Linked DNA regions of Mus musculus: all the other regions are linked to region 5. A link is a loop called in an ENCODE intact Hi-C map of the cell type or tissue named here. Cell type or tissue: heart. All regions are shown on one strand. Links, peaks and the distances in the headings refer to the core of each region. The heading gives the core; the rest is flanking DNA. Region 1 overlaps Atp11c (ATPase, class VI, type 11C). Region 2 overlaps F9 (coagulation factor IX). Region 3 overlaps Atp11c (ATPase, class VI, type 11C). Region 4 overlaps Atp11c (ATPase, class VI, type 11C). Region 5 holds the start of Atp11c (ATPase, class VI, type 11C). Region 6 overlaps Atp11c (ATPase, class VI, type 11C). Region 7 overlaps F9 (coagulation factor IX).

Region 1 (4,306 bases), core at 116-4,115, 60 kb after region 5:
ATGTAAATATAAATAAGTCATGCAAAGTTTATTTTAGAGGATCACAGTTAACCTACCAAATTCATAATGTGGTTTAATATGAGAGAGAGACCTATAAGTCTGAATAATTTTTAAAGTAGTCTATTGTTTTTCTTCTTGTTATGGTAGTTTCATAAACTTAATTATTCCTAAAGCAAATCTATTCAGATACCACAGAGATAGAAATCATATTTAGTAAACTTAGGTTTTGTTTGTTTGTTTGTTTGCTTGCTTGAGACAGGGTTTCTCTGTATATCCTTAACTGTCCTGGAACTTGAGCTGTAGATCAGGTTGGCTTTGAACTCACAGAGCTTCACCTGCCTCTGCCTCTTGAGTGCTGGGATTAAAGGCATGAGACACTATAACCCAGCTAAGCATGCTCGGTTTTTTCCAATAATCTATTTTTTATTCACTTTACATCCCAATCACAGCCCCGGTTCTCTTTTCCCAGTCCCACCCTTAAATATCCTTCCCCCCATTGCTCTCCCCCTTCTGAGAAGGGGAGTCCCTCTTGGGTACCATCCCACCCTGGGACATCTGATTGCAAAGATTCTTTTTAAGGTTTAGGTTGTAGTAATGATTCCGATGCATGTATGGGACACATTGCTCTTTCGTTTTCTTTTTACTTAAATATGTGAACTATGCTCAGATTCCTCCCACTGTTCTGCTCCTACTTTGATATATTCATACTTTTCTCTGAAATATCCCTGTCTTAACCTTGATCTTAAAAACTAGATTGCTTTAAACATTTACTATTAATACATACATTAATGGAAAAGTTGGAACACTTATAATTTCTCTAAATTTTTATAACAAATTCTGGAGGAATTTTTTATTTAGTTTTGTTGCTCTGGGTATTAAAATCCAACACAAGAGCCATTGCTCCTTATATAAGAGGCACTCCAGCAGGGCTCAATGCTGAAATACCAGGTGAGGCTTAGTTTTGACCTGGCTGACTAAAGGCATGTGTTCCCAAAAGAGACATTTGAGCCTCACTTGGGATTGAGGGTTATCATCAACAGTGAGGACACAGTAGATGAGGTAAGTGTAAGCATCGGGAAGAAACTGAGGAGAGGCAAACAAATGTGTCTACCAAGACCTAGCATTGTTCATAACCTCAATCTTTTATCCTAAAAGCTTGACTTCCCTTTAAGTACATAATAACTGCTTATATTCATCGAACATAAATATTCATTCTCCAGGATTCGAACTTTTTTTGTCCATCTGACTAATTGATACCCTTGGGGACCCTCTTGGTTGGCTCCTACATTTTATGGAGAGGAAAACTGAGATTCAAAAGAACGCAACAGTGATTCAAAGTTGTTTTTTTTTTTTTTTCTGGTGAAATAACCTTCTAATTCAGCAAGAGAGTGGTGCTTACTTATCATTTTGCCTTACATATTCCGTGTTCTTTAAACTTGGGTTTCAATAGGAAGGAGCATACCTTTGATTTATAGGTTTTCACAAATACAAGGCTATGTGCACATATTATTTGATTTGATTTGGAAAAAATCATAGGGGAAAGTGAAATGTCTCAAGTCAATTATTTCCAGTTCTAAACCTGTGCCCCTCTACAGAGCAATTCACTACTCTGACTGCCTTCTTCCTGTTAGTTAGGGTGTTTCCAAAACAGGATGGGAGGTTTCTTCCTATTGCCTGCCTGTGTAGATACTTCCCCCTTATTCTCAACACTCAGCTTTCCCCTAATGGCAAGCATTGCAGAGCTTTGTTGTATTCCAGAGTGTGTTCATTTGATTATACTTGCTGTTTAGTTCTGTTTCTAGTAGTCTATTGCCTACCAAGGGCCCTCCAGTTTATAACTGCACACAACCATGAGGAGAATCATTTATTATAATGTTTGAGGAACCTTCTCCTTTTGATAGCATTTTGAATGTTTCATGGCTGTCCAGTGAAATCAAAATATATCATTCTGCCTTCGTTTATATGCTCATGATAAGCATTGGACACATAGCTCAGTAAGTAAAGTGCTTGTCTAGCAAGCGTGAGGAAGGGCCTAAGTTCCGTCTTCACCAATATAAAAAGCTGAGTTGGATGACATGTGCTAGTAATTCCAGTTTTGGCTCAGAGACAGGTAAGAATTCCTGGAACTTGCCAGCCAGCCTTGCCTAATCAGCAAACCCATGTTCCCAGTGAGAGATCCTGTTTCTAAAACCCGGATGGATGGTGTCCTGGGAATGACATCTGAGATTGACCTCTGGTTTCCACAGATATGTACACATATGTACATGCTCTCCTGCACACATACATAAATACACAGAATTAATAACTTGTCATCTGATTAGTATAGAATAACAAAATGTTTGCTCATTTTGATTTTACAGCCTTACTATTTTCTCTTCCATTTCACAAGACTCTTTGTATCTCTTTTCTTAGAAAAATATTCACATTGAATTCATTTGTACCAAATGAGTTTAAAGCATAGTAACCCTGAAGATGTGTTTCATTTCTTTGTATTAGGATTACAGTTTACATGGAGATTAATTTTTTAAATTTGTATCATGAGCAACTGGTCATTGGTAAATAATATTTTTATTATGCTGTATGACAATAATCATTTTCTTAGTGTTTACTATATGAAAAGACACTGCTCATTGTAAGTCGTCACCATTTTTATTTAAATTTTATATGTATATTTGTCTGTATGTACGTTAGTGTACCGTGTGTATGCAATGCTTGTGGAGATCAGAACAGGGCATTGTATATCCTGAAACTGAGATTGAAGGTGGTTGTGAGCTGCAATGTGGGTGCTGGGAACCAAACTCAAGTCCTCTGCAAGAGCAGCAAGTGGTCTTCACCACTGAGCCATCTCTCTAGACTCACCATTTCCATCTAGATTGTGAGGAAGCTGAGATATTATGGGGTCAATGAACTAGCTGCAGTTCAAATAGCTAGTAAGTGAGAAACTCAGTACTTGGACCCAGACATTTGATTCAAGAACCCATATCCTTAGCCTGCATGTTCCTTTATTTTGTCAATATGTCTTCTCTGAAACATGATAATTACCACGCCCTCTTAAAGAAGGTCATTATCATAAATGTCAGAGTACTGCTGATATTTGAATATTGAATATTAAGGTATATATCCATTAAAAGACGAGACAGAGCTGGGAAGAGATGGGTCAATTGGTAAAATGCTTGTCATGCAAGCATGAGGGCTTGAAGTTGCATCTACATCACCCATGTTAAGAGTCTGGAACAGTGATATTCTTTTAATAATCCTGATGAGTTTCAGATTCAGTGAGAGACTATGTCTCAAAAAAAAAAAAAGATGAAAAAGCAACTGAAAAAGACAGCCATCATGGACTTCTGGGCTACACATGCACATACAACTCTCATAACACAGCCTTGATCAAATTTTTTTCTCTTCAATAGACCTCAATTGGTCACAGATTGACTCCAAATGATAGTGAGATTTGTTTAGTCAAACAAGTAAGCCATATTTGGCTATAAAACTTGCATCAATCTGTCCTTCCATCAATATATCTAGAATTTTTATCTGCTCATACCATGTATTTAGGTGCTGCAGATTCCAGTTGTGTGCTGAGAGAATCACTGGTTGTGTTTACCTTAGGGAAAGCTACTATATGTATTTTGCATATTTATAGTTCCCATTTGTTACCTGGGCTTTTCATTAAGTTGCTGGTTTTAGCAATCTTTCCTTTCTTCCTCTGTGTTTATTTAGCTGTGTGCTGCAAATGTATTTATGTGATTGTTTAAGTCCTATATAACTTTAATTTTTCAAAGTCTTATTTTTAATGATGGTTCTTAAACACTTTAACCTTCCATTTAGCCCACTACCCAAAAGAGGTAGTGGGAAAGAAAGGATATGGGGGAAGTGAACCTGTTTAGAAAGGTTCTTTGCAGCAACTCCCATCTGTGTTGTCTGGAAATTGGCAGTTCAATTTATAGGTTAGTAGCAGCAGCTTGATCTACTTACAGATACTTCACAGATACAGCAGCCGTCCAGTTCCATAGAGTTGGGATAGTAAACATGAATTAGCAGCAGTGGCACTACCTAGCAGACAGAGTCAGGCCTCAGCCTCAGCTCCAGTCAGCAGGCAAGAATAGGGAGGAATGTCAGAAGTTGTAGGCTGTGCCTCTCTCAGTAAGTGAAGTTCAGTGAAGATCAACAAGCGTTGCACAGCTAGCTCTATAAGCAAGCCTAGCTCAGCCTCGGTCACTGTCCTTAGAGTCCTATTTATACCCTCCAAACATCACGAGTCCTCCACAGGTCTTGTCTCAACATGTGTCTTGTCTCAGCATATGAG
Region 2 (4,306 bases), core at 112-4,111, 380 kb after region 5:
CAATGATCTAATATAGTGGGTGGGGAATTTGGTAATCAATAAATCATTTTACTATGCTGAGAGTGCTTTATGGGTTCACAAAAAAGAATTATGGGGCTTGGAAGGTGAAATAAGTTATGGTTTGGAATTATGGCCCCTCTCCCATTTGCCCAGTTTACTCAGTAACAACACCGTTGGACATTTGTACATGTGATATGTCCATCATGCACTAATGTTGCTAAGGATTATCTATTTTGTTTACTTACCAGCAACAACCTCAATTTTATCACCAGGTTTAAGACAGTGGGCAGCAGTTACAATCCATTTTTCATTAATGATGGCACCTCCACAGAATGCCTCAATTTCACCATTTAAAATGACCTGTGGAAATAAAGTTAAGAAGATCACGGCATATGATATTTGATCCAGAGAAAAATGGATCTATATTACACTTGCAGGGGTGTGGAAAAGTTGACTTCTAGGTGCTGGGCAGAAATAAAGTATCTCTGGACAGTGTCAGATCTGCAGATGAATCAGTATTCCTAGAGCACAAACTGGACTGTTGTTTCTGTAATGATCTTGAAGTGAATGCAGAATGAGAGGTGGTATGGTGGGGATGGTTCTCCAGGTGAGGTGAATCTGAGGAGTGCTGTTTTCTGGTGTGTGATGTGGGGCCCTTGAGTTCCTTTCCCATGCTATCTACAGAGTCTGCTGACACAAGTTATTGAGGGAGCTACAGTGTATATGAGAGGAAATACTGACTAACTACCAAGGATGAATAATTACTATGAAGTCTCTGGCCCTGTATGACGACATCTCTTTGCTACTTGTCACTTGAAAGAGAGAAATGACCAGTTTGTTTTTCAGGAGCTGTTTCAAGCACTATCAAAATTAGAATATTATGAAATATATTCTAAGACCTAAGGACTCCACAGGACCTGTGTTTATTAGTCACCTATGAGCTGATCATCAGTAGGATCCACACATTCCTTCCATCTCCCCTAACCTCTGGCTGGAAGTGTAAGCTATTCTTGCTCTAAAAAGGCTGCTTTGCTGCACTTGATTTTTACACAGTGTGGACAGGAGTGTTTAAAGTGTGACATTAAACATGGACGGTATAGTTAAGAGGATAATTTATTCTTTCTTGTCTATATTTACATCATAATCAAAGAGGATCATCAACATTTTTACTAAATCAACCTAAGAGAATTCCAGATTTGATATAAATGAAGATCTTGTGAATAGATTTTCAGAGATAAAGCTGAAAATTGTGTCTGCAACTCCTTCCATAGATATTTTATTCCATATTCTAAGGAGAAATGAAGTATCCACACATTGGTTTTCCTTCTTGATTGGAGCTAAGATGAAAGGATGGACCATCCAGAGACTGCCCCACCCATCCCATAATCAGCCACCAAACGCAGACACTATTGCATATGCCACAAAGATTTTGCTGAAGGGACCCTGATATAGCTGTCTCCTGTGAGGCTTTGCCAGTGCCTGGCAAATACAGAAGTGGATGCTCACAGTCATCTATTGGATGGAATACAGGGTCCCCAATGGAGAAGCTAGAGAAAGTATCCAAGAGCTGAAGGGGTCTGCAACCCTATAGGTGGAACAACAATATGAACTAACCAGTACCCCCAGAGCTCATGTGTCTAGCTGCATATGTAGCAGAAGATGGACTAGTCGGCCATCATTGGGAAGAGAGGCCCCTTGGTATTGCAAACTTTATATGCCCCAGTACAGGGGAATGCCAGGGCCAAGAAGTGGGAATGGGTGGGTAGGGTAGCAGAGAGGGGAGAGAGTATAGGGGACTTTTGGGATAGCATTTAAAATGGAAATGAAGGAACTATCTAATAAACAAAAGTAAGAAAAAAAAAAACCAGAAAAAAAAAGCTGAAAATTGTGGACACTAGAGGGCACACTCAGCATTCAGTAAACTGAGCAGTAGCCCGCCAGCCGCTGAGCCGATGCCCTTTTGCCTAAGTTATAAACAACCTGTTCCTAAGCAAGACAAAGAGGGCTGTTGGTCCCTTTGAGTGTGGGGCACAAATGGTCCTTTTGAAGGTTGCTCTGGGCCTGAATTCAACTGACTGATCAGCTACTGTGTTCTGGACACTGAAACACTAGCTTTGTAAATAGAATCCTAAGGGACTCACCAAATTGTTACAGGTCTCTTGCCTTCTTTCCCACACTTAATCTCTCTCGCTCTTTATAGCGATTGGTTTATATTTCAAAAGTGGCAAAAATACAGAAAAACCTAATTATATAATGAACAACCTAGATGATTTGGTGCTAATAATTGTATTACTTATACACATTTGGAACTCAAAACACAAAACATGCATAGAATCTTACTTTATCCTTCCACAGATGAGCAAATTAAGTTTTTTGTTTTTTGTTTTTTTTGAAAATTAAGGTTTAAAGAGACATACCCACTCATGCTACTGAGATGGCAGAGAGAGTTAAAGTACTTACTACCAAGCCTGATGACGTTAGTTTAATCCCTGGGACTCATATAGAAGCAAGAGAGAACTGATTCTTGCAATTTGGCCTCTAACCTCCACATGTGTGTTGTGGCATATGGATACACACACACACACACACACACACAGACAGTCTGCCTGGCTCCAGTATTTATGCTCCTGAACATTCAGAATTTCTTAGAGATTGTCTGAGAAACAACTGTGGTAGAATGGTCTGAGTTTCTTATAAAAACAGATTTGCAGGTTCGTAGAGACTTGATGAGAATATTTTGTGGGAAGAAAAAAAATGAAACTCCTAAATATTTTTATAGTTCTCACAATTATGTTTGAGAAGTGTTGCATGGCTAGTGAATCCAAATTCTCATGGCTGGGTAATCTTTATGTTTTAAAAATGTTCACTCTGGATGAAAACATAATTTATAGGTTCAATGGGAAATAATAATACATGAGGCCCGTTGTTCTAAAACCAGGATATAAGTGGTATTGACGATACTGAAAGAGAAAATATTCCCCTTTTTTCTAGGGCAGCTTTCAAGTCCCATCATTCTAAACTAATTTAAATGCTATACTCCTTCCTGCATGGGGATGTTTGTTGGCTGACTGCAAGCCTTCATTCACATGTGCCCAGGGGCTGTAGTCTGCAGCTCAGCACACATAGTCTTGATACCACACTACTAGCTTCAGACACACCTCTCTATATACCTTGCACCATTCCTAACAGGGGAGGGTTCATCACTCTTTCCTTGGTGGAATACCACAGCCACCAAGGCAGAAATGTGTTTCTAAAACAAATGCACTTCTTTGGAAGCATGTATGGGACCCGGAGTCTTCACTTTCTGCATGCTCAGAAGGAACAATTCTCTTGGTTCAGAGATGCTATGTGATTATGCACATTCCACCAAATGATACGAGTGTGGGTACTTGACCTCAATCTTTCCTCTGCCTGTGCCAACCCTGGAGGAAGGGAGAGCAGCAATGGCATTTGTGTTGGAGTGATGAGAGGGAATTTTCCGGAGTAACGTGGATAGGGAGATGGCAGTAGTCACTGGGCAAGTGTGTGGGAAGAGGTAGTTGTTACAAAGTATCATGGGTAGTGGAGTCAAAAGTGGCAAAAGATGTGACTACAATAATCTAAGGTTTCATGTCTTCAGCACATGTTCTATTGTCTCATTAGACTTCCATTACAGAATATAAGTACAAAATACTTAATATTTGATGTGGTATCCTTCTCCTTCTCAATATACAGCACTGTACAAGTGTACTGGTCAAAAGATGAGGTGCCTCATCCTGATGCCAAATAATTTTTATCAAGTGAATTTGGGTAACATGATTCTAATACTACATGGTTCACAATCCTATAATCCAACACACCTGTCTCTGGAAGTAAAATTAACATGTTGCAGTAGAATATTCATTTCTTTTTTGGGTACTGTTATGGCAATACTGAACAGCTCCCAGCTTAGTGTGTTAGTTAGGTCAACCTGAATGGTATCCATAGCCCTTGGGCACATAGACGGTAATGTATTCTATGTGACTCTGCCAAAGGTTTGTTGCTTGGAGATGCTACTGCTTTCCAGTAGATGACTGTGTCCTTTTAAGCCTGAAGAGCACTCTTTGCCAATCCTTAATTGATGTTAGAATTTTTTTCTAGCAAACGCCTTTGCCAAGAAACAAGGACTAAGATATATCTGCAATTAAAATATTACAAATGCGTGGTTTTGGAAAGTTTGCTTGGCCATCTCAGGATCATAGCTATTTAAATATTAGCTACTTGGAAGATGAGCCATCTGCCCGGACAAGGACAAATTCTTATAAGACTTCAGAGAATGATGGGGAAA
Region 3 (4,306 bases), core at 94-4,093, 170 kb after region 5:
GTGTGATAAAATTGCATGCCACCCATCTCTGTCCTGTTAGAGACATGAAACATCCCTTTGACCCGTGTTTACTTCTATTTGGGATATTCTGGAGAAAATTATTTTAACATGTGTGAGGAAGATTCCTTTTAAATGCAAAAGACAGTTTGAGTTAAATTTCTGTTTTACCTGCCAGGAACTGATTTGATTTTACATTCTGTGTTTTCTTTCCATTCCAGGCCTTTTCTGAAACAACAGAGAATGTATTTTGTGTTTGCTCAAATGCTCTGTTCTGTATCCACATGGTTGGCTATAATCCTTTTAATATTTATCAGCCTTTTCCCTGAGATTCTCCTAATAGTTGTAAAGAATGTTCGAAGAAGAAGTGCCAGGGTAAGGACTAAATTTATGTTGTAGCCTAATATTTGGAAGAGGCTTCACTGTCTACCGTGAACTGAAAATCTTATATAGAGAATTACATTAGTTACAGCATGTTAAACCCCTCCTTGCAGGTTCATCACTTAATTTCCTCTTCTGCATAAAAAGTATAGTAAAAACTTCGTTATCCAATGCAGGTGGTAAGTAGATTCCTTAATAGTGTTCTGTGTCATCTTTAGCAATCCATATGGAGTATCTCATATGCTCCATATGGAATTTTTAAAGGAAAAAAAAGACTTTATTTTGTATTTATCTCAGATTTTTCACACTAGGAATTTCCACACCAACATTTCAACTTTGACCTTAGAAATTTCCCTGTGGACTGTTTGCAGATGTTTTGTCAGTTGATATCCTGATTTGCCTCTTCCAAAGCTGTCCCCTTCCTGTGATTATAGTGCTGCTTAATCTCTGTGCTGCTTCTAGCCCTGTCTCATAGCAGGATAGTTGAACCAAAGAGAACTGCTTGGATGTACCTTTAACATCCTTACTCTTCGGGACACACTTGTAAACATTGATGATAGCTTATAAGTGTGTTTTTATTTTTAACTACTAAATTACTGTGAAGAGAAGTTATCTCCCTCTGTCACATCTGATACCTTTTGAACATTTCTTTTAAAGCTTTTAAAGTGAAAGGGTTAGAATTGCCTGAAAAATGAAACCACTGGCAAATTTTTACCAGCAGATGAATTAAGTAAATCATATTGCTGCCAACAGTCATTCCTCTTGTTAAAATAAAGTCCTACTTCTGTCATACTGATAGCCACTAAATCTTATAACACCTCTAAGGCAGTATTTTAGAGAAATAGTCAAGTAAGTCCTGACTGTCTGATGTGTTTAATTAAATTTATCAACCCATTGAACCACAAAAGTAGTATATCATGGAGATCTTTCTGAATATTGAATTACAGAACCCAGTTGGGTGACATTATATAGAAACAAAGATATGAAATTATTATACTAGAAGTCTTCAACCAAGTTTTAAAGAACTAAAAATACAGCTTTAGTGGTAGCACTTTAAAAACATTCATGATACCTTTAATCCTTAGTAATGAGAAAAAAAAAATCAGTATATAGCTAGGTGAAAAGAATTGCTCCGAGCTACCTGTTTCTATATAGTTTATGGGAAAGAATTGAACATAATTTTAGTATAGATAAGGCTCATTAGTTTACTCTTTAATCCTTTCAGTGGCCTCTAACTCCATCCAACCTTGGTTTTAATTTTAGAATGGGAAGTAGTATTGATGGATCAGTTTTCTTCCAGACTGGCTCAAATGCCAATTTTCATATAGCCCAATAAAAATGTTTAAGTAAGACAAAAGAAAAGAATAAAATTATTCAGAGACTGGGAATATAGTTGAGTTGGTGGAGTCCTTTCCTAGTCTGCAGAAAGCCCTGGATCCCACCCTCAGCATTACCTAAGGTGGATATAGTGGCCCATGCCAGTAATAGCCAACCAAAGGACCCTAGTTCAAGATCATCCTTGCCTATACACAGAGACCCTCCAAGAGGGACGAATGAAAGGAAAGAAATATTTATTTTTCAATACAGAATTTACAAAGGAGGATTTCTTGCATTACTCTTCTATTTTTTTTTATCTGAAAAGTATGCTTGGGGTGCTTCTAAATGTTTCTCTTTATGATAATGGATCGAGCTCAAGTTTGCAAAATGGCTTAGTCAAGGGCCATGCTAAGAAGGCAAGAAATCTCAGAAGTCAAAATCTTAATGTGTATCGTCATAATCTTAGGTCCTCTGTAAAAATGAGACAACAGGTGGAATGTCCAGTGATGTATACACTGAGGGGATGCTGATAGGAAGCTATAGATCCATAGACTCAGAGCATTTTTTCTTCACATAGACAGGCGATAACAGGTTTCACTTGAAAGCATAGAATATTGCCAGTTGGTCAGCAAGAAATTTGTCATGGTTTCTATCCATGACAGGAGAAATTCTAAGGTCTGTGATATAGCTTGGCATGATAATATGCTAGAGCAAGCAGGAAATTTTCCATAACCATTTCCATCCATTCAATCATTCATTCATTACTCCTCTGCTTTTTGAACCAGTAAACGTTTGTTGAACCACCTGCTGATGAACATCTCTCTATATATCCAGTGTCTGAAAGGCCAAATTGTTTTTCAGACTCTGTAGGATTTTGAGAGTTACAAATGAGTCAGAACAGTTGTGGACACTAAACTGCACTATCTGTGTATGTGTGTGTAGGGGGTGCTATATATGAATGCATACAGACCAACAGAAACATGGCGACCATATGTCACATCAGTTTCCATCATGTCCTATTAGGTCATTGATAAACAAGCAGAAGCCAACTTTTTGTTGTTGTTGTTTTCTCAAGACAGTGTTTCTCTGTGTAGCTCTGGCTGTCCTAGAACTCACTCTGTAGACCAGGCTGGCCTCGAACTCAGAAATCCGCCTGCCTCTGCCTCCCAAGTGCTGGGCTTAAAGGCGTGCACCACCACACCTGGCAGAAGCCAACTTTTAAATAAAGGAGGATGCGTGTCTTATTTTCCTTAAGATATGTAAGTCTTTGTGTTTGATGCCCAATAGTCTGACATGGTGAGTGATTTACTATTTTGTTTAGTATTCCTTGTTAATATGGGAATAGACTGACTTTAAAGTAAAACCGAAGATTACTTTATACTGGATCATCATCAGAGCCTAGAAGATTCCGTAATGGGATGAAATGTGTTTCCCTATCTAGAGTAGGAGATGGTCCTGACATCAGTAAGCATATTAGATATTCCCTACATACTCTAAAGCTGCCTGTAACAAGTAGCCTGTCAGTGCTATCAAAAAGTAGAGCTCAGCAGCTATTTTGAAGAGGAGACTTTTTAACAGTAGGTAGTGAACGTGCCTCTTAGGTATTTAAAAAAGAAGCTAACCCATTTATATTTAGTAATTATAAAAGCACTTCATTTTGAGTTCCTTTCAATTAATTTTATATTACCTGAGGATCCATGATGCATTAACTACTACGGTAGGTGGTGATAATTCAGGAATGAATCAAATATGGCCCCACATTGAAGCTAATTTTCTAGCTACATTATAAAGAATGTTCATTCTGAAACCTTCAGTAAACAAATATAAAACATAATACACTCAATTATATGGCTTTTGATAGCATAATAAGATTGGACTAACTTCTTAAAATCTCCTGTAGAAAGACTAATATGGCAGCCTCTAGCAGTGCTAAGATCTGTTATGATGTGTGAATTATAAATAATGCACACAGGAATGGAAAGATGGCTTAGCTCTTAAGACCATATGTTCTTGCAGAGACCTAGGTCCACATGGTCGCTCACAGTCATCTGTAACTATAGTTCTAGGGGATCTGATGACACCTTCTGAATGCATAGCTGCCATGCATGCACATGCAGGCAAAACCCTACACATAAAATAAATCTTTTAGAAAGTATAAAATAGGGGCTGGAGAGATGGCTCAGTGGTTAAGAGCACTGAGTGCACTCCCAAAAGTCCTGAGTTCAAATCCCAGCAACCACATGGTGGCTCACAACCATCTGTAATGCAATCTGATGCCCTCTTCTGGGGTGTCTGGAGTCAGCAACAATATACTTACACATAATAGAATAAATAAATCTTTTTTTAAAAAAGTATAAAATAAATTATGCAGAGTAGGAGTAATTAGAGGATGGATATGTTCTAAATATATTATATTCATGTATAAAATTACCAAAGAATAAATACAGTTTTAATGGGCTGGAGATAAAAATAACCTTTTGTAATATTTTTGTCTCATAAAAATTTAAAAAGCATATTAATGAAAAATCTAAGTAAATGATAAATATTCAATTTCATATTTGAAGTTTAAAAGATCTATCTTTGAAAGTGAGCTTGCAGAAGTCACTTAATA
Region 4 (4,306 bases), core at 144-4,143, 150 kb after region 5:
GAGTTGTAGTATCTGTTTTTAAATATATAAAAAATAGACCTCACTCTACCCTTAGTCTGTCCCTTCTCTCCCCGCTTCCCTCCCCCCTCTCTCCACATTCCTGACTTCCCTCTACTCTCGCCTGCCCCTCTCTGCCTTTCTCTATTCTCTCCTCAACTCCTTTCCCCATACCCTAAATAAACTCTATTCTATACTTTAAAAACACAGACCTCAGGAAAATGCTATAACTGGTCTTGGTTCTACAGCTAGGAAGTATGAGAACCTTATGTCCACAGTAGGTTCAATCTAGGAATCTCCTCCAGAGTTAGGTTCTGTTGGGCTTGGCATCACTGATTATTTCTTTTGACCTTTCCCTAATAGGAGGGCCCCATGAAGATTTGTCATGTAAATTTGTTTGGTAACCTGACTTTTCCCAAAAAGCTTGATTTGCCTCCAGATGCACTTTGGCCTGTAATTCAAGCGTGTACCACCTGATGGAATGAATGCTCTGTTAAAAGAACAAAGCAAGCTTTAACTTACCAAGTGTTAACCAATGGTTAGAAACTGTTATGACCTCATTCACAACACAGGACATTAGAGATTATTTCTGTAGATGACATCTTCTGTGTCTGTTATCATCTATATTACTGACTCAGCCCTATTTCTTTTATACAGCTGTCTTTTGTCCAGAAAGAAATTCTAATCTTGTAACGCTCTTTGGCTTAGCATTAAAAATATATCCCCCCTTCTTTTTTAAGATATATAGTCAGTAATATATGTGTGTGGGTATGTGCATGTGATTGGAGGTGCTCAAAGGCACCATATGACCCTGGAGCTGGAGTTAAAGGCATTGTAAATTGCCCATCTGGATGATGGGAAGGAAACTCCCAAACCATTTTCAAAACGTTTCCCCATTACTGGAGTACTTTAATTACAAGTCTGTGTTTGTTTCTGCTTTCAATCTTACTCATATAATCCAACCAGGGTACCTTAGAATATTCTACTTTCCAACTTATCTCTTAGAAATTTTACTCTCTGTTGTCTGATCATTATTCTGTCTTTTAAGGTAATCCCTCACTCTGACACTGTCTTACCATACATGGATTTTATGTTGTTTTGTTCGTGTGCTGGTTTTGCTGTTTTAAATGTATACTTGTGTTTGAAACAGGGGTTCCCTGTGTAGACCAGAATGGCTTCGAACTTGCCATTGTTCTGCCTCTGCCTCCTGAGCACTAAAGTTATAGCTATGCAGTATTTTGCCTGGCTTTACCATATATGTTTAAAATGAATGCTACTTTGTCTTGATTCTGCTATCCCATCCATCCTTAAGACCATGATCATCCCAGAATGCAGGATGGTTCAACATACAAAAACCTGTCAGTGTAATCCACCATATAATCAAACTGAAAGAAAAAAACTACATGATCATCTTATTAGATGCTGAAAAAGCCTTTGACAAAATCCAACACCGTTCATGATAAAAAAGTCCTCAAGAATTTAGGGATACAAGGAACATTCCTTTACAGCAAGCCTATAACCAACATCAGATTTAATGGAGAGAAACTCAAAGCAATTCCACTAAAATTGGGAACAGGAAAAGGTTGTCCATTCTTTCCATATCTATTCAATATAGTATTTGAAGCTTTAGCAGAAGCAATATACAATTGATAGAGATCAACAGGATGCAAATTGGAAAGGAAAAAGGCAAAGGATGGTCATTCACAGATATATACATATATGTGTGTGTGTGTGTGTATGTATGTATATAAATGACCCCCAAAATTCTACCAGGCAACTCCTACAACTTAGAAACACCTTCAGTAAAGTATCTGAAAAGATTAACTCAAGAAAATCAGTAGCCCTCCTGTATACAAATGACAAATAGGCTGAGGAAGAAATCAGGGAAACAGTACCTTAGCCTCAGATAACAATTTTTGGAGTAACTCTAATGGAGCAAGATTAGACTTATAACTTCAGCCTGGCGGTGGAGGTACACCTTTAATCCCAGTACTCAGGAGGCAAAGGCAGGTGGATCTCTCTACATTTCCAGCCAACCTGGTCTACAGAGCTAGTTCTAGGATAGCCAGGGATATACAGAGAAACCAAGTCTTGACCCTCAAAAACAAACATCCTTCAAGTTATTGAAGAAAGAAATTGAAGAAGATAGAAGATGGAGAAATCTCCCATGCAAAAGGTTAGGGAACGGTTAACATAGTAAAAAGAGCTAACCTACCAGAAGCAATCTACAGATTCCATGCAGTTGTCATCAAAATCTTCATAGATCTTGGAATGATAATCTTTAGCATCATACGGAATCAAAAAAAAAAAAAACACCCCAACTCCCTAAAATAATCCTGAATAATAAAAGACCTGCTGGATATATCACTATCCCCGGCTTTAAATTGTGCTACAAAGCTATTTTTTTAAGTCAGCAAAATAATTCATAATAGTTAAATATCTCTTAAAGATACATGGAATCTTCTGAAGCTAAAAGTAATATGCACTCAACCAGTTTTTTAATTTTATTTGGAATATTAAACATGATAGAAATAGAAATAGAAAATCTCTTATGAAGTCCTCTATGAGAGGAAATTGTGACTAGTTCCTGATTAGACAGAAACTGTCCCATCTTCAAGGGAGAATACACAGCATAACTGTGGCTTCATAGAATGAGTTGGGTAGTGTTCCTTCTGTTTCTATTTTGTGGAATAGTTTAAAGAGTGTTGGTATTAGGTCTTCTATGCAGATGTGATAGAATTCTGCACTAAACCCATCTGGTCCTGGGCTTTTTTTTGAGGGGGGGGGGCAAGACTTTTAATGACTGCTTCTATTTTTTTAGTGGCTTTGGGACTGTTTATATGGTTTATCTGATCCTGATTTAACTTTGGTACTGGGTATCTGTCTAGAAAACTGTCCATTTCATACAAATTTTCCAGTTTTGTTGAGTATAGGCTTTTGTAGTAGGATATGATGATTTTTTGAATTTCCTTGGTTTCTGTTGTTATGACTCCCTTTTGATTTCTGATTTTGTTAATTTGAATATTGTCTCTGTGACCTCTGATGAGTCTCGATAAGGGTCTATCTATCTTGTTGATTTTCTCAAAGAACCAGCTTCTGGTTTGGTTGATTCTTTGTATAGTTCTTTTTGTTTCCAGTTGGTTGATTTCATCCCTGAGTTTGATTATTTCCTGCCATCTACTCCTCTTGGGTGTATTTGCTTCTTTTTGTCCTAGAGCTTTCAGGTGTACTGTTAAGCTGCTAGTGAATGCTCTCTCCAGTTTCTTTTTGGAGGCATCCAGAGCTGTGAGTTTTCCTCTTAGCACTGCTTTCATTGTGTCCCTAAGTTTGGGTGTGTTTTGCCTTCATTAAATTCTAAAGTCTTTAATTTCTTTATTTCTTCCTTGACCAAGTTATCATTGAGTAGGGAGTTGTTTAGCTTCCATGTGTATGTGGGCTTTCTGTTGTTTTTGCTGTTACTGTTGCCTTAGGTCATGGTGATCTGATAGGATGCATGGGATTATTTCAATCTTCTGGTATCTGTTGAGAGTTGTTTTGTGACAATTGTATGGTCAGATTTGGAGAAGGTACCAAGAAGTGCTGAGAAGAAGGTGTATTCTTTTGTTTTAGGGTGCAATGTTCTGTAGATATCTGTTAAACCCAATTGGTCCATAACCTTTATTATTTTCAATGTGTCTGTTTAGTTTGTATTTCCATGACCTATCCATTGATAAGAGTGGGGTGTTAAAGTCTCCCACTACTGTTGTGTGCAGTGCAATATGTGCTTTGAGCTTTAGTAAAGTTTCTTTTTTGAATGTGGTTACCCTTACATTTGGAGCATAGATATTCAGAATTGAGAGTTTGTGGTAGATTTTTCCTTTGATGAGTATCAAGTGTCCTTCCTTATCCTTTTCCACAACTTTTGGTTGAAAGGTGATTTTTATTCAATATTACAATGGCTACTCCAGCTTGTTTCTTGGGACCATTTGTTTGGAAAATTGTTTTCCATCCCTTTACTCTAAGGTAATGTCTGTCTTTAACACTGTGGTGCGTTTCCTGTATGTAGCAAAATGCTCGCTCCTGTTTACATATTCAGTCTGTCAGTCTATGTCTTTTTATTGGGAAATTGAGTCCATTGATACTATGAGATATTAAGGAAAAGTGATTGTTGCTTCCTGTTATTTTTGATGTTACTTTTATGATTGTGTGGCTATCTTCTTTTGGGTTTGTTGGAAGATTATGTTCTTACTTTTTCTAGGGTGTAGTTTCCCTCCATGTGTTGGAGTTTTCCATCTATTATCCTTTGTAGGGCTGGATTTGTGAAGAGATA
Region 5 (4,306 bases), core at 138-4,137:
AATGTCCATTTTAAAAAGTTTATCTGAATAAATCTATAAGTATATTTTCTTCCATCTGCTTAACAAAACTAGATATGGAAAAATTATTTACTAGTTAAAAACTTCCATCCCAAACTGTCTGAAATAGTTTTCCACTACTTATTTTATCAAAAAGTTTACATATTGTTGATAAAGATTCTATATTCCTTCCTGGATTGCTATCAAACTTGGGGGTTACAATCTATGATTCAAGGCAGATCTGGCCATCCATCCTCAAGGAGTCAATCAAAAGAGCCAAGTCGAAAGTGTAAAACAGTGGTCACATTGATAAAGGGCAAAGAAACCGAGCGGCAGCTCCTCCCCTACCTCTCCCCAAAGGACATGCGCAGAAAAACAGTCTCGGCAAAGTGTGCTCCCACCTAACACTGACCCAGTGCCACCATTGTCTGGACTTTCGTCTCATATTGTAAGATGGTCTGAGAAATTGTTAGAAACGTGTCAAATCTCTTCTCCGGACAAGTTCCCCTCTCTGGCAGGAAGCTTTTCCTTCACTAAGTGTGGGATTCCCTTGTAAATTCCCATTCCATTGGGATCTATTGTTTCAACAATGTGATATATAGTCAGACTGAGAGATCTGAGTGTCTCTTCAGAATATCTTCATTTTTGCTGGGCACATTACTGAGTGGCAATAACTTCCTTCAGTTCCCCATTCCAGTATTAAGAATAGTGTTCCTCACATAAAAGTTATTCAACAAATAATTAATAAATGAAATTAAGATAGTTTCTGTGTTCAATAAAAGTCAGGAAAAAAACCAACTTTACTTAAAAGCAATTCCTTGGAGTAGAGAGCACAAGTTTAGATCTGTGTTGTACGATTAAGTGTCCTAATATCCAATTACTACAAATGTAGGATTTCTTACAAATCGTTAGGCACACCTAAGTGTAAGGCAACGGAGAGTCATAGTAGGGAAAGTAGAAATGCTGGACTTTCCCTCTAGGCAGTTAGGACCTTTCAGGAACTAATTTCAATCTCTTGCATTTGCACTTTATTGTGCTTGGGCTCCTCCTTGACCACAGAAACAAGGTCAAACTTCATAGCTTGTTTCTATGGCTGCTTAGGGGTTTAGCTTTCATTTGTAATGCCCCGCCCACATGTGTCCTGGTTCCTGCCTTGACAGAGTGGCTGTGTTCTTTTTCGTAGGTTGCCCTGTACTTTTCAACTGACCTCTCCTTCTCTACCCAGGACTTTGTTCCCTGGGCTCCTCCAAAGCCTTCCCACATTCCTAGGCCTGGGTTAATCTCCTGCAGCTCTGTTTATAGGTCTCGCCCAGTGAAAATTGCATGGTTTTCAGGAGTTTCCCCGGATCCTTTGTAAAGACATTATCCTCTCCCCTGTTTCCTTTGACATTAGAAATCATTACATTCAAATGTGTAGGTTTTATGTGTTTGTAGTTTGTAACTTCACTTCGGCCTACTAGGGAGGTCTTTTAACACATTGCTGTTTCCAGTTTCTAGGAAACAAACAAACACACAAATAAAAAAAAAACACCCAAGTAAATGCTGAAATCAAACTATCCTTCAAGGGGTAAAATGTGGTAGTGCCCTAGCCGCCTCACAATAAAAGCCCTTCAGGAGTTCACATTAGGTCGAGGGAATAGCTGAGCCCAACCTTTCCAGGTTGTTGAGAGAACTCGCCTCTCCGTAGAGAAGAGCTCCCTTTACCTACTTCTTCAACATGTTTATAGAAGAATTTGAAAGTTCTCAGCTCACAGCCTAGGGCCGGGTCTCAGAAGGTAGTGGAAAAAAAGGGTGGGAGCAGAGAGAACTGTCCAGGTTCAAGGGAATACTTGACCAAGCTTTCATTTTTAAGTTTTAAACTTTTGTAAATGCAAATGTTAAGTTAGCAAGTTGAGGGCGTGCAAGATTTCTTGTGGCGTAAATGTTGAGTTCTGGGAAAGTCTTTCAGCATTCGGGGCTTTATGTAATTTATCCTCATCACATTTCCCACAGCTAAGAATCTACCCAGTGTTTCTGATTTCTGCACGCAGCTGGTAGGGAGAACCTCGGGCAGCTTCCCTCTGCAACCCTGTGAACTGACTGGAGCCGTGCATATGGGGGAGCTCCCAGCCCACAATATCAGTCCAAGCGAACCCTTGGACTACAACTCCCAGGGTGCCCCAGGAGCGTGGAAAAGGGCGGGCGATCAAGGAGAGGGTGGCAGGGAAATCCCGCCCCGCTGCGCAGCACCAACGACACAAAGCCCGACTTTACAACCTCCTAGAGAAAGTGGAAGTAAGCGGGCTTAGGTGGGGTAGTCAGACGACAGGGAACGCAAAGCCCCAAAGCCCCAACCCCAACTGCGAGGTGAAGACGGCTTAGGTGGGACCCAAGAGGGACGCCTGGAGGGGGCGGCTTTTGTAACTACTCCAGCCGCCCGCGCCGCGCCCGCCCGCCCGCGCCAGGGTCCCCTTAGTCCCCGGCTCGTCCCGAGTCGTCCCTCAGAGAGCGGCCACTCCCGGGCAGGAAGCGGGCACGCCTGGAAGCCTCGAGGCGGGCCGCACCGAGGCTCTCCTCAGCCAGAAGTGCTGGGCGGGCGAAAGCGCGGGGCCGAGGAAGGACTGCGAGCGAAGCGGCGCCAACGGACGAGTTAGGGCCGGGGTGAGGGAGACCGTGGCTCCTCACAGACCCCTGGGAGTCCTGCCAGGCGAGGCGCGGGGACGCCCGAGACGGGCGACCGCTGAAGCGGGCGAGTGGGGACTCGGCCGGGGGCTTAGCGGCAGGACGAGCGTGAGGCGCGGGGTGCCGAGGCGGGCGCTGACGGGGAGCCAGGCTGAGCAGCGGCCGGTCCGCCATCCCTCCCCCGCGCGCCGGGCTCGCTGCGAGGCGGGCTGCGGCGGGAGCGCGGGGCGGTGCTGGGGCCAGATAAGGGGAGCGACGGGGCCGCCGCCCCCGAGGCGGGCGGGCCGGGGCTGGGGGCGGGTCGCGGGGAGGGCGGGGCGGGGCGGGGCGGCGAGCGCGCGGGCGGGCGGGCGGTTGGGCGGCCGGGGGCGGGGGCGCGCAGAGGCGAGGAGGGCAGGCGGCAGGAGGGCAGGCGGCAGCGGGCTGGCGACAGGGCAGGCGAGCTAGCTGTCCGCTTTGCGCCGCGGGCCCACGCCGCAGTGTGTTTTGTGGACGGCGCCTTCCCAGACAGCCCAGCGGAGCCCAGCCTGGCACCCCGCAGCCTCGGACGCGATGTTCCGCCGGACCCTCAACCGTTTGGTGAGTACACTGGCCGCGGCTCCACGCGTACCCCGGTGGCCCGCTCGCTGGCCCCCCGCCGCTCCTTCGCAGTCTCTGGGCGAGGGGACGAGCGGGACGCGCCAGCCCCCTCCCCCGCCTCTGCGTTTTAGCGGAAACCCGGCGCCCCGGGTGGCCTGGGTGGGGAGGCAGGTGGGGCTCTCGGGCGTCCCACCCCTGCCCCGGGACATTTCAGCTGAGGTTCCCCGAGGCTCTGAGGAACTCTGCCTCCAGCCTGGGGAATCGCCTCGGAGTGACAGACGCGCGGAACTCGGGGCGGGGGGCTCCCCGGGGCGGGGGGCTCAGTTTCCCAATTAGTGGAAGATGGCGTTGAATTATCGGGGAGGAAGCTTTCTTTTGTTTCCTCTGCCACGAGCACGTGGAGGTAAACCTAGACCTGTCACTGTGGCCCAAAAGAAGAGCTAGGGGGCTGAGAGAAGCGGAGGCTAAACCAGGGCTCAGCCTCGCCCGGGCCATGGCCGATGACCAGAGACTGGGCAAACTTTGAGGACTCAGCCTCCAAGCTCACCTTGAGGGTGACAGAAAGAGCGAGGGCTGTGGGCACGATGGGCTGGGGCCAGCAGCGACGGCGGGAGCCTGTTCCAGCTTTACAGACCCTGGGGCTCAAGCCTCGCAGAGCAGCACCCTCTGCTCCAGGCTTGGAATCCACCCGGCAGCTGAACTCCTCCGACCACCTTCTCCACGCCTCTAAAGCCCCCCAGAAAAGGGAATTGTATTTCTGTGGGGAGTGTGGCACGGGATTGGGAGGGAGCGATTTCTGGCTGCTATTGACTTTTTGGATTAACCTGTTTACTCAGAGGGTATGTTAAGAACTGAGTAAAGTAGAGCAGTTTACTTAAAGGATGTTTGTAGCAACTCCCCTAATTTCCAGAAGAGGTGTCAGGGAATAGGATTTTATTTCTGCCACGGATATTAAAGAAAGCCATCATCCTAAAATTTTTATTTTTTTCCCTGTAGTTAAGGGGGAGAATGCAGAATGCTTCCCCATTCCGTCTTAGGATAGACTTAAGGACTTGACAATTTGGTAACT
Region 6 (4,306 bases), core at 216-4,215, 67 kb after region 5:
GAAATTTGCTGAGACTTTGTGCTTTGCTTTGTTTGTTGTTAATTCTCTGTAAGAAAGATTTTATAGAACAAAAAGCTAGATGGTGATGGTACACATCTTTAATTGCAGCACTCTGAAGGCAGAGGCAGGGGGGATCTTTGTGAGTTTGAGGTCAGCCTGGTATACAGAATGAGTTTCAGGACAGCCAGAGCTACACAGAGAAGCCCTGGGTTAACAACCCCTGCCCCCGCCCAGCACACAAATTTTATAGAACATGTTATTATTCTTTTGCCATGAGTTGTCCTTTGAGAGTAAAGCTAAGTATAGTGGCACATACCTGTAATCCCACCACTCAAAGTGGAATCAGAAGAATTAGCAGGAATCCAGTGCCATTCTTTGCTTCCTCGTAAGTCCAACGCTAGCCTGGGAAAAATAAGGAAAGTGAAAAAAAGAAAGTGATGTCTGATAGTTCGAGGCCAGCCTGGTCTACAAAGTGAGTTCCAGGACAAGCCAGGGCTACACAGAGAAACCCTGTCTCGAAACAAAACAAAACAAAACAAACAAACAAACAAACAAACAGATCTGAAGAATGGTTACAGGTAGGTAAAGAAGTGATAGGAATTTTCTGTGCTAAGAGAAGTAGTGGAACAGAAGTTCTGGGGCAGGAAGAAGCCTAGGACTTGCCTGAAATGGGTTGTAAGAAATAAAAAAGGTGAGATAGAGGTATAGGGTAAGATATGAGATTAGACAGGAGAGAACTAGACTATGTGTCACACCTTGCAGAATAATTTAAATGTTTTCAGATTGGCATGAAACCATTACTAAAGTAGGACTAATAGGACTAGGTTTCATTATGTGACTATTGTCTGTTATTGGCTGGGTCAGCTTTTACTGTTAACATTTACCTAACTGTTCCTTTTTTTTTTTTTTTTTTTTTGGCAAGCATTCAGTTAATGTTCATTCTCTCCCGTAATAAGCTACTTGAAGACAGACACTGTAAAATCAGTCACTGTTTCCAGTATTTTGTATATAGTATGAGATCAATTAATACGGGTTAATGAAGTGCTTCCTGACAGGAGCCTGATATAGCTGTCTCTTGAGAGGCTCTGCCAGAGCCTGGCAAATATAGAGGTGGATGTTCTCAGCCAACCATTGGACTGAGCACAGGGTCCCTGATGAAGGAGTTGGAGAAGGGACTGAAGGAGCTGAGGGGGTTTGCAATCCCTTATGAAGAACAACGATATGAACCAACCAGTACCTCCAGACCTCCCAGGGACTAAACCACCAATCACAGAGTACACATGGAGGGACCCATGGCTCCAGCTGCATATGTAGCAGAGGGTGGCCTTGTCAGACATCAATGGGAGGAGAAGCCCTTGGTCCTGTGAAGGCTCTATGCTGCAGTGTAGGGGAATGTCAGGAACAGGAATGGACTTGGGTGGGTTGGGGAGCAGGGGGAGTGGGGAGGGGATAGGGGATTTTCAGAGGGAAAACAAGGAAAGGGGATAGCATTTGAAATGTAAATAAAATATCTAATAAAAAAAGAAAAACAGTATCTGTAAATTTATCTTGTTAGCTGGGGATGTGTGTGTTTGTGTGTGTTGGAATTCACACAATACAAAATTAACTATTTTTGTTACATTTGTGTGTGTAAACATTTTGTGTGCATATGGAGGTCATATGACAATTTTCGGGGGTTTGTTTTCTCCTATCATGTGGGTTCAGATTGTCATCAGCTCAAAATTAACTCTTTCAAGACAAACTTTATATTTATTTAGTAGTATGAGGTTAGGATATATATCTTTTGTTGCTGTTTTCTCCATGTTTCCTGACGTTTTTCCTATCTAGAGAAAATTACATAAATTAAAACTTCCCTCACCTTTATGTCTTGGGACTAGCAGTAAATTATCTTAGCTATCTTGTTTGACAATAGCTTCTGAGATCCGAATTTCAGAAGTGATCCTGTTATATCAAAGAGGAAGGAATGCTGCAGAGCAAAGCAAAGCAGAATCAAAACCTGATGTAGGGCACAAAGAGAAAATCAGGAGGACGTGGCAATTAAAAGGAGCCCCTCACCCTAGAGTCAGTTGAATGAAGTCTTGCTGTTTGTGACTGAAGAATTCAGCACACTAGGTCTTAGAGCTTCTACAATAGAGTCTCACTGAGGAAACAAACTACTCTTAAAGGTAGGCTGCATTCACAGCAGTCCATGGCCAGCAGAAAAATGGCCTCAAAGGCATCTTTGGAGGTTCTTTGTCTCATAATGTCATATCAGAGCTCTCTTGTTATTTTTAACGTTACTGGCCCAATGTATACATAGTACAGCACACATAGTCTAGTGTGTCTCTCCATCCATATGTGCTTCTTGTGCTTTTACTTTGGCTGTTTTCCTTCTGTTTTTTTTTTGTTGTTGTTGTTGTTTGTTTATCCTATTCTGAATTTTCTGTTTTGTCTTACCATATATTTTATTTTATTATAATCTCTTAAGATACCTGTTTGTTGTCTAAGGAGACAGGAAGGGGTCTAAATGGAAGGGAAGATAGAGAAGAACCTGGGGTGGGGAAGTGGTCAGGGAAGGAGAAACTATAATTAGAATATGTTGTAAGGAAAAAAATCTATTTTCTAAGTTCTGGTCTATAAGTATAGCAGAGTATCATTAGGAATCATTTCATTGACTCTTTTTTTTTTAAATATATTGTATTTTATTTGCCAGTTGTGTTTGGTTCTGTCATAGGTCTCTGGGCTGTCCAGCTTCTGGTTCCTGACCCTCCATGCAGTGTCCAGTATAGGCTTCCTCTTGTGATATGGCATAGCAAGTTACAATAAGACTAGGTATATATCCTTATGTCAAGGCTGGACAAGGCAACCCAGTTGGGGGAACAGGATCCCAAAAGCAGGCAAAAGGGTCAGACACAGTGCTCAAACTGTTAGAAGTCTCACAAGAACACCAAGCTTCATAACCATAACATATATGTAGAGGACCTAGATCAGACCCTTCCAGGCTTCCTGATTGTCACCCCTGTCTCTGAGAGCCCCTATGAGCCCTGCTTAATTGATTCTGTGGGCTATGTTTTCACTGTGTCCTCTACCCCTCTGGGTCCTGTAATCCTCCTTCTTCCTCCTCTTTCTCTTCCTCCTCCTCCTCCTCCTCCAGCAGCAGCAGCAGCAGCAGCAGCAGCAGCAGCAGCAGCACAGGATTCCCTGAGCTCTGCCTAATGTTTAGGTGACTCTCTGTATCTGCTCTGATGATGATTGATTACACTAGGCTCTGGTCTATGAGTATATCAGTTTATCATTAGGAATCATTTCATCCTCTAATTCAAAACAATCTTCCAAGTAGGTTTGTCTCTAGATACAATATTTTTAAATATTTTATAATAATCCTGTGTATAATTAAAATTCATAATTTGAAATGGCTTACTATTTTTTAAAATTGCCCTATGTCAATTAGCATCTTTTCACTTAAAATTGCTTATACTTTTGGGTGTGAGAACATGGAAGTTGTTCTCTAAGTGGACTAAACCATTGCTCTACAGTAAGGCAGATTTGAGGGGGCATTCTTTTCTATTTCACATGTACTGGTTAAACTAACATTAAGTAAAATTTGACTGTAGTGATTTACATTGATGTCTGTAAAGCCTAAACGAACCAATGAATCTTTTAGTGTACAAGATGAATATCTTGGAGGAGCTTAATGTAGTCACTTTGTGCTTACACATTTTGAGAAGACATTAGCATATGAGTCTTTTCTGGTCTGTGCCTTTTAAAATGTTTCATATATTTCTGTCTTCTTTTTGCTTAGAAGCCTACAAATAATTTTTTATTCCAAAACATTTCATGTGCTTTTGTACTTTTTTTTTTATTTTCAAACACTTATTCTCTTTCTTGCCCTTGAATTACTCATTTTATTTTAGAAGTCTTGACTAAATTCAGGTAGCCAAATTGTACAACAGCTGAAGCTGCAATGCAAGTTTTCAATGTTAGATATGTCTGCAAATGTTGGTCATCCCCTTAGAGAAGATCTTCTAGTCAAGCTCTATGTTAGTCAAGCTCTGGGTGACAAAAGCCCCAGTGCCAGGGTGTTCCCAAAGTGTACACAGAGTGAGCAGTTGCTAGCAGAAGGGAATTAGGACCAAGATCTCCTGCTGCCTTGTCTCTCAGAATTCAACTTCAGAAGCAAAAACTTCTACATTTTTGGCCAAATATTTTACTTATCTACTTTTGGCATGTAAAGTTAGAAATATCACAATTTTACCATTTATCTCACTTCGTACTTTTGGATGCTTTGCCAGAATGGCAAATTGTGAGTGGTGTGTGATTTTCCTGC
Region 7 (4,306 bases), core at 181-4,180, 390 kb after region 5:
AAGAAATGGGCAATGTTTTTGAAAAAATAAAATAAAATAAAATACTGATGTGCGTGTGTGTATATATCCAAAGAAGCCAGAGTATGAGTAGAGTACTTGTATATGTTTTATTACTAAGCATTCAATTTTTACACTGTTCCAAAATTTATATTCTGTTTATTTTGGTACAAATATAATTGCTACTTCTATTGCCTTCATATACAAAATCTTTTCTGTATGTTTACTTATTTTAATTGCATAGTCCAGTAAATCAGGGGAGGAAAATAAAATAAACTATTATCAGGGGAAGGGAATAAAGGAACTGACCTTAGATTTCATTTTTGCTACCATTAATCCACTAAATTTATGACAAAAAAGATGGCATATGGTCTTTTGTATTTCCTTAGCTTTGAGGTCTTTTCCTCAAGTGGTAATAACATCTCTGGTTACTTTTTTTTGTTCCTGGCTATCACATTGTTGCTACAAAGCAATACTAAAGTGTTCAGCCAAATCAAATACTACCTGTAGAAAATGTTCCCTCAATATGAGGTTGTGATAAGTTAACAGAGGTGGGTGGGGAGAACAGGCTAGTTGTGTTCTAGGGAATGAGTAAACTTGGTGTGATTTTTCTATTCTGCTTCTGTGTCCTTGGTTAAGTAACCAGACCTCTCAACCTTTTTCCTGTTTGCTATTGCCCTTTCTGGCCCAGCATGTTGCTGCTACTCTTGATCTTTGGCTTGTTTGATGCGTGTGATGGGATGGATGTATTGCTGTAACATCAGCAGGCTTTTGCCTGCAGTCAAAAGGTTCAGGATTCTAGAAATAAAATCATAGCACAAGAAATTCCAGGGGAGAGGTCAATAGAGCAGGACCTGAGAAACAGAACTGAACTCAGTCAATTTTCCAGCACTTAGATGCCACACGCTAGGTTGAGGTTGGGTTTTTCTTAGTCCCAAGGGTGGCCTTGGGACCTAGAATATCCACTGAGGAACCATTTAAAGCATGTGTTTTCTTTCTCTTCCTGATAGCAGAGGGTTGCTCACCGGAACCTTAACACAATTTTGTTGAACAGGTTTGCCAGAAAACATCTTATTCGGCTAACCTCAACATTTTTCCCAACCCCAAAATACATAATAAATGAGACAGTTGGGGCTGTGGTGTGCTGAAAAATTGAAAAAGCAAGCAAGCAAACAACAAAAGACCCCCAGAAACTATTCTTTTGTTTGTAATTTTTACTTTCCACTTTGTTTTTCTGCATTCTTCGGGAGGAAAGGCTGACTAGATTCTTGCAGACCTTAATCTGCCTGATGGACATTTGCATCTCTTCTGCAGCAGAGGAAATTCAAAGATATTTATTTTAGCCAAAGGGACCCAGTAGCCAGTTAATTGTTTTCTAACTAGAAAGCATGCCCCAAATATTTGCTCCTTACTCCCCCAACTAAGAGCCTTCCTGATGGACAGGGGAAAAAGAGCAAAGGGTCACAATAGTGGAAATCTTTCCTTTCTCAAGACAAGGTAAGGCATGGGCCCACATACCTGTGATGCCTTGTGACTTTTCAGATTTGTGTTTAGTTCAGCTGGAGGCAAGAAGCTTAAATGGGAGTTTGTCTATGCTTTGTTGTTGCTCTCCTGTAGTATCAGAGATAAAGGGTATTCTGACAGAATTCCCATTTTGTTTCTGAATCAGCTGAGCTGAAAAGATTTTTTGAAAAAACCCTTTCTCAAATTGGTTGGATCTGATCAAAATACCCTAGAGGCTAAGCATGGTGGTGGCTGCAGTATAGCTAGAGCCCTGACCAAACAGAAATGTGGGAACCAAGGAGTTCAATTGGCATTGAGTTATTGCCAGTTGCTGACTTAGCAAGTTTTCTTTGTGGACCATAACCTCCCCAACCACAGTGCATCCTGTTATAGAACTCCAAACTTATGTCCACATTCCTCAACTGTATTCTTTTCCTCCTTTTAAGCTATCTTTTAAAATAAGATAGAGGGCTGGAGAACTGACTCATTGGTAGCATTTGCTACTTTTTCAGATGAACCAAGTTCAGTTTCCAAAGGCCACATGGAGGCTCACAGCCACCTTTTACTTCAGTTGCAGAGGATCCTATGCCATCTTCTGGCCTCTATGGGCATTGCATGCACATGGCACACAGATAACCATTTATACAAAATATCCTGAAATATGAAATAAAACTATTGCTCTGTAGTAAAGCTTGAGTCAGGTTAGGGATGGTGATTCCTCCAGCTGTTCTTTTAATGTTAAGAGTTGTTTTGGCTATTCTGGGTTTTTTTGACTTTCCAGATGAATTTGAGAATTGCTCTTTCTATGTTTTTGAAGAATTGTGTTGGGATTTTGATGGGGATTGCATTAAATCTATAGATTGCCTTTGGTAGGATGGCCATTTTTAGTATGTTAATTCTGCCAACCCATGAGCATGGGAGATCTCTCTATTTTCTGAGATCTTCTTCGATTTCTTTCTTGAGAGACTTGAAGTTATTGTCATACAGGTCTTTCACTTGTTTGGTTAGAGTTACCCCAAGATATTTTATACTATTTGTGGCTACATGGTATGTACTCACTAATAAGTGGATATTAGCCAAAAGGAAAAAAAAGATACAGAATACACAAGATACAGTTCACAGAATTCAAAAGGCTCAACAAGCTGAAGTGACCAAGTGAGGACACCTCAGTCCCCCTTGGGAGAGAAAAGAAAGTGGGAAGGGAGGGAGGAACCTGGGAGGGAAAGTGGACCGGGTAGGGGGGCAGTGGGGGGTTAGAGGAGAACCTGATCTGGCATTGGGTGAGGTAAAAGAACTGAAGTCCTGAGGGCCAGCAGAAAGAATGGAAACAGGCATCTTCAGGAAATAGGAGGTTAGGTGGACCCCCCAGAATGCACCAGAGACCTGGGAGGTGAAAGACTCCCAGGACTCATAGGGAGAGACCTTTGATGAAATGCTTGGCAGTAGGGAGAGGGAATTTATAGAGCCCACCTCCAGCAGGAATATAGGACATCAAGTGAGGGATGGAGTTGCCATCCCACAGTCAAAACTCTGACCCATAATTGTTTCTGTCTGAAAGAATTACAGGGATTGAAATGGTGAGGAACCTGAAGAAGGTCCAGCAACAGGCCCAAAGTGGGATCCAGCTCAAGGGGAGGTCCCAAGGCCTGACACTAGTACTGAGGCTATGAAGTGCTCACAAAAAGGGTCCTAGCATGTCTGCCCCCGAAAAGATCCAACAAGCAGCTGAAAGAGTCAGATGCAGTTATCTGCACCCAAGCAATGGACAAAAGCAGATGACCCCTGTTGTTGAATTAGGGAAGACTGAAAGAAGCTGAGGAGAAGGGTGATTCTGTAGAAGGACCAGCAGTCTCAATTAATCTGGACCCCGAGATCTTTCAAATGCTGGACCACCAAACAGACAGCATACACCAGCTGATATGAGGCCCCCAACACACATACAGCAGAGGACTGCTGGGTCTGTGTTCATTCAGAGATGATGCACCTAATCCTCAAGAGACTGGAGACCCCAGGGAGTTTAGAGGTCAGGTGAGGTGGGGGATGGGGGCATCCATGTGGAGATGGGGTGGGGTAGGGAGGAGGTGAGGAATGTGGAGCAGTCAGAGTGTGGATGGGGAGAGATGGGGAATGGAATATGGAGTGTAAAAAATGAATTAGAGACTTATGTTTTTAAAAGTTTATAAATTAAAATATATTTTATTATATTTTTACATATAGGAGTATGTTTTACTTGCATGTAAATTCGTGCACCATGTGTATGTTTGGTGCCTGTGGATGCCAAAAGAGAGCTTTGGATCTCCTGGAACAGAGAGTTGTGAGCCACCATGTTGGTTCTAGGAGTTGAACCCAGGTCCTCTGGAAGAGCAGTCAGTGCTCCTTAACCACTGAGCTACCTTTATGTTTGTAATTACCACCTACTACACTGTAACCTTCACTTACAGCAAAGACTGTTATTCATCCCCTTTACTCCAATGGTTTTAGAGTAACTACTCGAAGAACTTCTGTATGTATCTGGAATATGAGGACTGAGTTTCACTTATATGGAATTTGAAATTATAATCTTTCAGAAAGAATGGCACTTTAGGGATGTTGAACCAATTAACACCCCCACCCCCAAGGAGTGGGAACTCAAGCAGTGGTTTATTGCCACACCAGGAATCCTAAACAAATGCAAGTCCAGTCTGAGTATGTTAGCTCACCCACTTCTGTTCATTCTTTCTTTTTCAATTCCTTTGTCCTTTCAACTTTCCTTTTTATTCTGAGATCTTTCAGATCTCAAAGAAAGATGATCAATGCACTTCCCCTT

What was found. A loop is a pair of places that touch in the nucleus more often than their neighbours do. Peaks named below come from ENCODE experiments on the same cell type or tissue, not always from the same donor. Only the 100,000 strongest peaks of a DNase experiment are listed, where the experiment ranks them.
Region 1: it touches region 5 in a loop (2.2-fold over the local background); 4 of 42 quality-filtered maps call a loop at or near these places.
Region 2: it touches region 5 in a loop (5-fold over the local background); 18 of 42 quality-filtered maps call a loop at or near these places.
Region 3: a loop joins it to region 5, with 3 times the contacts of the local background. A loop is called at or near these places in 7 of 42 quality-filtered maps.
Region 4: a loop joins it to region 5, with 3 times the contacts of the local background. A loop is called at or near these places in 7 of 42 quality-filtered maps.
Region 6: a loop joins it to region 5, with 2.6 times the contacts of the local background. A loop is called at or near these places in 4 of 42 quality-filtered maps.
Region 7: a loop joins it to region 5, with 13 times the contacts of the local background. A loop is called at or near these places in 19 of 42 quality-filtered maps.

Annotation. Positions count from the first base shown.
Region 1 is chrX:60,343,009-60,347,314 of GRCm38, reverse strand. All of the region lies in intron 1 of Atp11c (ATPase, class VI, type 11C), which reads left to right. Among named protein-coding and RNA genes, the nearest start is that of Mir505, 49 kb to the left of the region's middle. In heart, for the core only: no CTCF peak of the experiment used is centred there; no DNase peak of the experiment used is centred there.
Region 2 is chrX:60,024,489-60,028,794 of GRCm38, reverse strand. F9 (coagulation factor IX) reads right to left here. Exons shown (of 8, transcript NM_007979.2): 7 at 246-360. Among named protein-coding and RNA genes, the nearest start is that of F9, 27 kb to the right of the region's middle. In heart, for the core only: a CTCF peak has its summit at 1,904 (motif pointing right); no DNase peak of the experiment used is centred there.
Region 3 is chrX:60,232,623-60,236,928 of GRCm38, reverse strand. Atp11c (ATPase, class VI, type 11C) reads left to right here. Exons shown (of 30, transcript NM_001037863.2): 28 at 219-372. Among named protein-coding and RNA genes, the nearest start is that of Gm22287, 23 kb to the left of the region's middle. In heart, for the core only: no CTCF peak of the experiment used is centred there; no DNase peak of the experiment used is centred there.
Region 4 is chrX:60,250,384-60,254,689 of GRCm38, reverse strand. All of the region lies in intron 22 of Atp11c (ATPase, class VI, type 11C), which reads left to right. Among named protein-coding and RNA genes, the nearest start is that of Gm22287, 5.0 kb to the left of the region's middle. In heart, for the core only: no CTCF peak of the experiment used is centred there; no DNase peak of the experiment used is centred there.
Region 5 is chrX:60,402,736-60,407,041 of GRCm38, reverse strand. Atp11c (ATPase, class VI, type 11C) reads left to right here and starts at 3,037. Exons shown (of 30, transcript NM_001037863.2): 1 at 3,037-3,237. The coding sequence starts at 3,211. In heart, for the core only: a CTCF peak has its summit at 2,084; DNase peaks (open chromatin) are centred at 2,171 and 2,781; H3K4me3 peaks cover 2,417 bases; H3K27ac peaks cover 1,903 bases; H3K27me3 peaks cover 1,061 bases.
Region 6 is chrX:60,335,735-60,340,040 of GRCm38, reverse strand. All of the region lies in intron 1 of Atp11c (ATPase, class VI, type 11C), which reads left to right. Among named protein-coding and RNA genes, the nearest start is that of Mir505, 57 kb to the left of the region's middle. In heart, for the core only: no CTCF peak of the experiment used is centred there; no DNase peak of the experiment used is centred there.
Region 7 is chrX:60,011,053-60,015,358 of GRCm38, reverse strand. The region is part of intron 4 of F9 (coagulation factor IX); the gene reads right to left. Among named protein-coding and RNA genes, the nearest start is that of F9, 14 kb to the right of the region's middle. In heart, for the core only: a CTCF peak has its summit at 2,102 (motif pointing left); no DNase peak of the experiment used is centred there.